2 separate regions of the Homo sapiens genome follow, and region 2 is linked to region 1. Evidence: read pairs that join two places in POLR2A ChIA-PET (ENCODE). Cell type or tissue: HepG2. All regions are shown on one strand. Each heading gives the region's core, and the rest is flanking DNA. Links, peaks and the distances in the headings are about the cores only. Region 1 overlaps LOC105378691 (a long non-coding RNA gene). Region 2 overlaps ZSWIM5 (zinc finger SWIM-type containing 5).

Evidence for each region. Peaks named below come from ENCODE experiments on the same cell type or tissue, not always from the same donor. Only the 100,000 strongest peaks of a DNase experiment are listed, where the experiment ranks them.
Region 2: POLR2A ChIA-PET joins it to region 1 with 5 read pairs; 1 of 35 experiments calls an interaction of 5 or more read pairs at or near these places.

The regions. Positions count from the first base shown.
Region 1 is chr1:45,295,640-45,300,033 of GRCh38, reverse strand. It overlaps LOC105378691 (a long non-coding RNA gene), which reads left to right. Exons shown (of 3, transcript XR_947287.4): 2 at 2,096-2,282; 3 at 3,292-4,222. Among named protein-coding and RNA genes, the nearest start is that of LINC01144, 6.1 kb to the left of the region's middle. In HepG2, for the core only: no CTCF peak of the experiment used is centred there; DNase peaks (open chromatin) are centred at 1,843 and 2,163; H3K4me3 peaks cover 372 bases.
Region 2 is chr1:45,132,452-45,136,845 of GRCh38, reverse strand. The region is part of intron 1 of ZSWIM5 (zinc finger SWIM-type containing 5); the gene reads left to right. Among named protein-coding and RNA genes, the nearest start is that of ZSWIM5, 72 kb to the left of the region's middle. RefSeq lists an enhancer at 2,115-2,409. In HepG2, for the core only: no CTCF peak of the experiment used is centred there; a DNase peak (open chromatin) is centred at 2,265.

The DNA.
Region 1 (4,394 bases), core at 93-4,092:
AAGAGAGAAACAGTATTTACACTGTAAATAAATATAAAGAGACTCACCTTTGCCAGGCAATCGCTACCATTTAGTGAGTGCCACTGGGTATAACACACTTACACATATTGTTTCTAATCCTTATAGAAATCCTAAGAGTACAGTTTACTCCCTTTTTGGAAATGAGAAAACTGAGACTCAGAGATTAAGTAACCAGCCCAAGTCACACAGGTGTTAAGTGGTGAAATTCAAACCCATGTCTGTTCAACCACAGAGCTCCTGTGATTTTCCCTGAACCTGCAGCCTGGCCATTTTTCTGCTGCTCTAATCTTCATTTGGGAACCCAGGGATATGAATGGGAAGCAAGAGGCAGGTGTGGGTGGAAGGGGTTGAGGAAGGGGGCCTGTGATCAGGGCTTGGGGAAGGGGATGGGCACATGGCATTGACAGCTTGCTTGTCCTTTCATGAGTGGGCTCTGCCACCTTGAGCTAAATGTGGACATAGCCTGGGGACATCCAGGGAGGCTCCTTCATGGGCCCTTATTCTGACACCAAGTTGGGTTCTAATTGAGGAGCCAGGGCTATGTTTCCCAGAGTCCAGGATGGACCTAGCCCACTCTCATATGATTGCAAAGGGACTTCTGGACATGGGAGAGCACGAGAGTTAGCCATAAACTGGAGGGACAAGTGCTGGGTGGGGGCTGTGACCAGGGTCATGCTCAGTGAATGACTGCAGTTAATTGTATAGCCAGGCTTCTCTCCTTCCCAGGGACATTGTAAGGCTGAGTTTTATTTTGCCCAGGCAGTCACTTAGGAATTGAGCTGCTTTTGAATAGTGAACAAAAGTTGCTTTTGTACAGGTATGGACCAAGGCCTGACTGTGATGGGCAGTGGCCTGGCAGCCAGATGTCCCCTCCACAGGAAGTGTAATAAGCCAGACTCTGGGATTCCTTCATATTAAAAAACAAAATACAAACATCCTTCAGGAATCTTAAGTTCCCTAGCAGGGAGCTGCTATTGAAATGCAGTGGGCTTTAGGCTGTGCAGGTTCACTGCATTTCCTTGACTCTGTCCAAGAGTCTTAGGGTGCAAAAATCTGCCAAGGCCACCTTGGCCCCAGACCTACCCAGCCCCTGTGTCTGGTGTGACCCATTGCCCTGTGGTGTGGCCAGTTTCTGCCCTGTGGCTCCACTCAGCTAGCCACATCATCGGACAGGTGGAGCTTGAGCAAGTCCTCATCAGAGCTGGGTCATGTCTCTGTCCTTCCACAGCTGGCCTTCCATCTTCTATCAGAGAACTGGGCCTTGCACATTCTAGGGCAGGCTGAGCATAATGCAGGGCTGGAGTGGACAGAAACGACTGATGATGCTGCCTTGTACTCGGGACTCCTGTGTCCTTCATTCTGAAAACACCTAGTGTGTTCCAACTGTGACTAAAGGGAAGAGGGAACTGTGAGACAGTCATCAACAGTGTACCCTTACACTGACCTGGGGCTTCTTGCCAGAAGCTCATGGAAGACAGTCACCTGGTGCGGTGGAAAGCACAGGACTTTATAGTCAGACACAACTGGGTTCTGCTATTTTCTTGGTGGGTGACCTTGGGAAAGTTACTCAACCTCTCTGAGTCTTGAGTTCCTCAACTGGTAAATAGGAATAATAATATCTATGTCACAAGTTTGTTTTGAGGTCTAAATTTGCTGATCAATGTCTATAAAAATGTATATAAAAATAAAATATTCATTGAGTGCTTATGATGTGGCAGGCCATGTTGAAGTGCTTTCTAAGCATGGTGTGAACTCATATACCCTATGAGCTGTGTACTTTCATTATCTGTGCTTTACAGATGCAAAGATTGAGAGAGGAGAGCTTGAGTAACTTGCCCGAGGTCACAGAGTTAGTAAATAGCAGAGCCAGGATTTGGACCCAAGCACTTAGGCTCTAGCTCACACATACTAAGCTACCAAACCATGGTGCCATATGGAGTAGGGCTGAATAAAGACTAGCTATTATGATTATTGTAATTTAGCATTAAGTGCTTTTTATATCCATGGTGCTAAGTGTTAATTATTAGCATATTTTGATGCAACATTTATCCTTTTTGTTCCTATTTTTCCACAGCCATGGCAACAAAGGGCCTTGTGCTCACTCTAGCAGAGCGTCCTGCCTTTGTCTGTGATCCAGCCTGGTGCGTCAGTCTTTGCAAACAAAAGATGTGACCACCCGGCCGCCTATCCCTGCCCCCACCAAAGCAGTAATGGAGGCTGAGGCCTCTCCAGTTGAGCCGAGCCAGGAGAGCAGCAGACAGGTACAGATCAGCAGGCCAGGAACAGGGCTCACAAAAGAGAGGTCGTGCTTAATAAACCTGACTAATTTCTTGGAGCGGCAACAATGCCAAGTGGACAGAGGTGAAATGAGGGACAGTAACTCAGTAACTCATCCTGATTCCGAGGCACAGAAGCACAGCTAAAATCAACAGAGAGAGTTTGTGGAGATGCTGCTGGGGCCTGAAAGGGTCTGGTGGGGCTCAGTTCTGGGGGAAGATGGATGGAAACTCAGTGAGGGTAAGAGGTACCTCTGAGCAGGGACAGAACACAGGCTGCCCAAGCTACCTGATTGAAATGTAAAGCTGACTAGGACGCTTTCCTGCTTAGATCCCATCCATTGGCCTCCCACCACCTAAATATCATAATCATGTGGACAATAATAACTGTAGTTATTTGATATTTACTATGTATAGGGTGCTTTACAGAGGAAGAAACTGAGCCATAGAGCTTAAGTAACCTGCCCAAAGTCAAACAGTTATTAATACACAACTGGGACTTCAATCCAGTTTACTGTCACAGGCTGACCCAACTACACTTTGGGTCCATCTGTAACTGTATTTGATGGCGGTCCCTTCCATCAGACAGGAAGCCCTTCTGCAGCAGGAGCCGTAACTGATTCGGTGTCTGCCTCTGTAGCCTTCCAGTTGAGCTGGATTTCCAGCTCAACTGAAGCGCCTAGGTCCTCTGTGCTTCTCCCTCTGAACACTCTCTGGGTGAGCTCATCCATGCTTTCAGCTTCAATTCCCACCTCCCGGAGGAAGACTTCTAGAGAAGGCATAGGGTTGACTCCCTAAGCACTCTTCCACCCCACATGATTGATCTTAGCCCATCACATTCATTCCATCCTTCTTGCCAGTAGTTGGTTTAGGAATGAAGATATGCTCCAGCCCTGCTCAGTGAGATGAAAGGGACCGTCTTAGTCAGTTCAGGCTGCTATAACAGAATACCATAGACTGGATGGTTTAAACAATACACATGTATTTCTTACAGTTCTGGAGGCTGGGAACCAAGATCAAAGGATGGGAAGATTCGGTGTCTGGTGAGGGCCTGCTTCCTGGTTCATTGACTGTCTTCTTGCTGTGACCTCACTTGGCAGAAAGAGGGCTAGAGAGTTCTCTGGGGGCCAGGCACTGTGGCTCACACCTGTAATACCAACATTCTGGGAGACCAATGCAGGAGGATTGCTTGAAGCCAGGAATTCAAGACCAACCTGGGCAACATAGTGAGAACCTGTAGTTCCAGCTACTTGGGGGCTGAGGCAAGACCATCACTTGAGGCCAGGATTTCAAGGCTGCAGTGAGCTATGATAGTGCCACTGCACTGCAGCCTGGGTGACAGAGCAAGACCCTGTCTCTAAAAAAATAAAAACAAAATAAGAAGAGAGTTCTTTGGGGGTCTCTTTTGTAAGGGCACCAAACACCTAATCACCTGACCTAATCGCCTCCCAAAGGCCCCATCTCCTAATACATACCTTGGGGGTTAGGATTTCAACATAAGAATGTTGGAGGACACAAACATTTATTCCATAATAAGGACGTTTGCTGAAGGCCTTCTGGGAAAGGTTTCCTCACCCCTAGGTGAGAGTGATGTAAACAGAAGTATCTCTTTTTCCCGGGAATGTTGTTAAGTCTGAAGGTGTCCTGGAACTGCTGCAGCTGTTTTGCTAACACCTGAGGATGGAGCCAACAGTAAAGGTGGCAGAGCGGAGAGATGGAAGGAGTCTTTGCCTTTAAGGGCACTCGATCTGCCAACCCTGGAGGCCACACTAACGCTGAATTTCCTCACACAAGGGAAATTAAACATTGTCACTGTTGGAGCCATTGCCAGTGGGTTTCTGTTATAGCAGAAAGCATGTTTATTGTTACAAACAGAGCAGCATTCAGACTTTTGTGGGCCCCTTCCTATGTAAACTTTTTATTTATTTATTTTTTTGAGACAGAGTCTCGCCCTGTCATACAGGCTGGAGTGCAGTGGCGCGATCTCAGCTTACCACAACCTCCGCCTCCCGCGTTCAAGCGATTCTCCTGCCTCAGCGTCCTGAGTAGCTGGGACTATAGGCACACGCTACCATGCCTGGCTAATTTTTGTATTTT
Region 2 (4,394 bases), core at 131-4,130, 160 kb after region 1:
GCTTTTTATTGGAACCCTGAAGAATTATATATACCCTAGGAGTAGGGGTGAGCCAAAAATAGACTAGTATTCACAAGGGCTGAAACCTAATTTTTATCATCTCGATCCTGCTTAAAGCAATCTTCCTTTAGCTTAATTGCCTGTCAAATAAGAAGAGTAAATTTTTGGAGGAAGGTAACGTGTTCCAGAGCCTCAGGTTATTTCTACAGTTTTCCATATACAATAACTGAAACTCAGTAAAAAATAACCAGTTATGCAAACTGACAAGATTTGACTAAACACCAAGAGGGAAAACAAAAAAAGACAAGAGAAACAGGCCCAGGAAATCCTGATATTGTACTTATCAGATGTATACGTTAACGTCATTAAAGAAGACCTTCCATGTCTGTAGTAGGAGCAAAAAAAAGGGATAAAAAGTTAAAGAAAACCCAAATGGGCCGGATGCGGTGGCTCACACTTGTAATCCCAGTTGCTTTTATTTTCGCTATGAAATTTTGTAACCATGATAAATTATATTTTATATATTATGAATTTGATGTATTGTTTAATATATGAAATAAATTATGGATTTAAGATTAATGTAGCTGGCTGAAAGGAAGTGTTAGTTTTTTATGACCTGTTGTGAACTTCAATATTTCAAGGTTTTCTAAATAATAAAAAGCCCTACCAAGACTTCACACATTGAGGCTGGGCACAGTGGCTCACGCCTGTAATCCTAGCACTTTGGGAGGCTGAGGCAGGTGGATCCCTTGAGCTCAGGAGTTCGAGACCAGCCTGGGCAACATGGCGAAACTCCATCGCTACCAAAAATAGAAAAATTAGCCAGGCGTGATGGTGCATGCCTGTGGTCCTAGCTACTTGGGAGACTGAGGTGAGAGGATCACTTGAGTCTGGGAGGTAGAGGTTGCAGTGAGCCTAGATCACACCACTGCACTCCAGCCTGGGTGACAGAGTGAGACACCATCTCAAAAAAAAAAGACTTCACACATTGAGAAGTCCCTCCAAGTTGGACAGCTGTACAACTAAAAAATCCTGAAAATTTTCTACCATTAGGAAGTAGGTGAATGGGAGGAGTAGATGTGTCCAATGGACAATGAGAATTGGTTTGTTCTGATAATGGAAGATTAAAAGTCAAAGAAAAAAAATGGCTTATAGTCTTCAGTTTTCTTATCAGGATTATTAAATTCACTAATCTTAATTCTTAGTAGACATGTGTCTCTTTGAAAATGAAAGACTTTTTCAGAAGTAATCAAGAAATGTCAGAGTATAATTGGAGGCTGTAAATCACACAGTTCAAGCTGTTAAGACATTCCATAAGCATAGATAACGAAGTCTAAGATTTGACCAATAATTGCAGTCAGTTGTTTATATAAAGCTAAACCATTAGAAGATTTCAGTGTGACATAATCTGTTTTTTAAGACAAAACACATAACATTAAGTTTATCATCTTAACCATTTTTAAGTTCAGTAGTGTTAAGTATATTCACATTGTTATGCAGCAGTTCTCTAGAACTTTTTCATCTTGCAAAACAGAAACTCCATACCCATTAAACACTAATTTCCTCTCCTCCCTACCTCATCCCTTAGCAACCCCTTTTCTGCTTTCTGTTTCTATGACTGATGCAGAAAAATTGGAACCCACATGCACTGTGAGTGGGAATGTAAAATGGTATTTTTACATTATGGAAACAGTATGAAGGTTCCTCAAAAAAAAAAAAAAACAGAATTACCGTATGATCTAGCAATCCCATTTCTGAGTATATATCCAAAAGAATTCAAAGCAGAATTTAAAAATAATCCCATGTTCATTGTAGCATTATTCACAATAGACAAGAGGTGGACACAACCCAAATGTCCACTGATGAATGAATAGATAGAGGAAAGGTGTTATATACATACAATGATGTGTAATGCAGGCTTTAAAAAGAAAGAAATCCTTTCATATGCTACAACATGGATGAGCCTTGAGGACATTGTGCTAAGCGAAATAGCCAGCCACTAATTGACAAATATTGTATGATTCTATTCATATGAAGTATCTCACATAGAAGTGGCTGGCCATTACAGGTGTGAGCCACTGCACCTGACCGCTAGAGACTATTTCTGTTCTGTTTTTCTTCCCAGCTCAGGTTTTGCTTGCCTTCCAGTATCTTTCAGCATCATGCTTTTTTCCAATCTAAACCAAAAAGAAGGAAATGATTCTGTTTACATATGCACTGTTTTCCTGGGATTACCCTCTGCTGCTTTTTCCAGTCTGGATGGAAATTTTCTCTTGAACTCTGCTCTACAGCTTCCTGTCCTTTGAAGCCTTGAAACTGTTATAAAAACTAACTGGCATCAGACACAAAAGATTATTCATTAACTTTTCTCTTCAAGACCTACAGCCCTTTCCAAGCCTGAGTCTAACATTTTTAAAGGACTCATCTTTTTCCTTTCTCTTTAGCAAACATTTTAGAATACATTTGGAGTATGGATAGTTTTTAAACAATTGCTTTATATGCCATATTTAGTTTAAAAGTTATTTATTTATATTAATGTAAATTGTATTTATTTTTATACTTTTATTTTCACTAGTTTTGCTTCTAGGCAAAAAGCAAAATGCTCATGGATAGGAAGAATCAGTATCGTGAAAATGGCCATACTGCCCAAGGTAATTTATAGATTCAATGCCATCACCATCAAGCTACCAGTGACTTTCTTCACAGAATTGGAAAAAACTACTTTAAAGTTCATATGGAACCAAAAAAGAGCCCGCATCGCCAAGACAATCCTAAGCCAAAAGAACAAAGCTGGAGGCATCATGCTACCTGACTTCAAACTATACTACAAGGCTACAGTAACCAAAACAGCATGGTACTGGTACCAAAACAGAGATATAGACCCATGGAACAGAACAGAGCCCTCGGAAATAATACCACACATCTACAACCATCTGATCTTTGACAAACCTGACAAAAACAAGCAATGGGGAAAGGATTCCCTATTTAATAAACGGTGCTGGGAAAACTGGCTAGCCATATGTAGAAAGCTGAAACTGGATCCCTTCCTTACACCTTATACAAAAACTAATTCAAGATGGATTAAAGACTTAAATGTTAGACCCAAAACCATAAAAACCCTAGAAGAAAACCTAGGCAATACCATTCAGGACATAGGCATGGTCAAGGACTTCATGTCTAAAACACCAAAAGCAATGGCAACAAAACCCAAAATTGACAAATGGGATCTAATTAAACTAAAGAGCTTCTGCACAGCAAAAGAAACTACCATCAGAGTGAACAGGCAACCTACAGAATGAGAGAAAATTTTTGCAATCTACCCATCTGACAAAGGGCTAATATCCAGAATCTACAAAGAACTCAAACAAATTTACAAGATAAAAACAACCCCATCAAAAAGTGGGCAAAGGATATGAATGGACACTTCTCAAAAGAAGACATTTATGCAGCCAACAGACACATGAAAAAATGCTCATCATCACTGGCCATCAGAGAAATGCAAATCAAAACCACAATGAGAAACCATCTCACACCAGTTAGAATGGCAATCATTAAAAAGTCAGGAAACAACAGGTGCTGTAGAGGATGTGGAGAAACAGGAACACTTTTCCACTGTTGGTGGGACTGTAAACTAGTTCAACCATTGTGGCAGACAGTGTGGCGATTCCTCAAGGATCAAGAACTAGAAATACCATTTGACCCAGCCATCCTATTACTGGGTATATACCCAAAAGATTATAAATCATGCTGCTATAAAGACACATGCACACATATGTTTATTGTGGCACTATTCACAGTAGCAAAGACTTGGAACCAACCCAAATGTCCATCAATGATAGACTGGATTAAGAAAATGTGGCACATATACACCATGGAATACTATGCAGCCATAAAAAAGGATGAGTTCATGTCCTTTGTAGGGACATGGATGAGGCTGGAAACCATCATTCTCAGCAAACTATCACAAGGACAAAAAAACCAAACACCACATGTTCTCACTTATAGGTGGGAATTGAACAATGAGAACATTTGGACACAGGAAGGGGAACATCACACACTGGGGCCTGTTGTGGGGTGCGGGGAGTGGGGAGGGATAGCATTAGGAGATATACCAAATGCAAATGACGAGTTAATGGGTGCAGCACACCAACATGGCACATGTATACATATGTAACAAACCTGCATGTTGTGCACATGTACCCTAGAACTTAAAGTATAATAAAAAAAAAGAAAAAAAATTATTTTCCCGTAGGCACATTATAAATGGTGGTTCAATGTCTCAAACTCCTAAGTCTTTTTTAACTTGAATCACAGTGCTATTTAATTTATAAGTGACAGTAGCTATATCCTTGTTTTTAGGGCACAGGGACACATTTCCCATGATTTATTCTAGT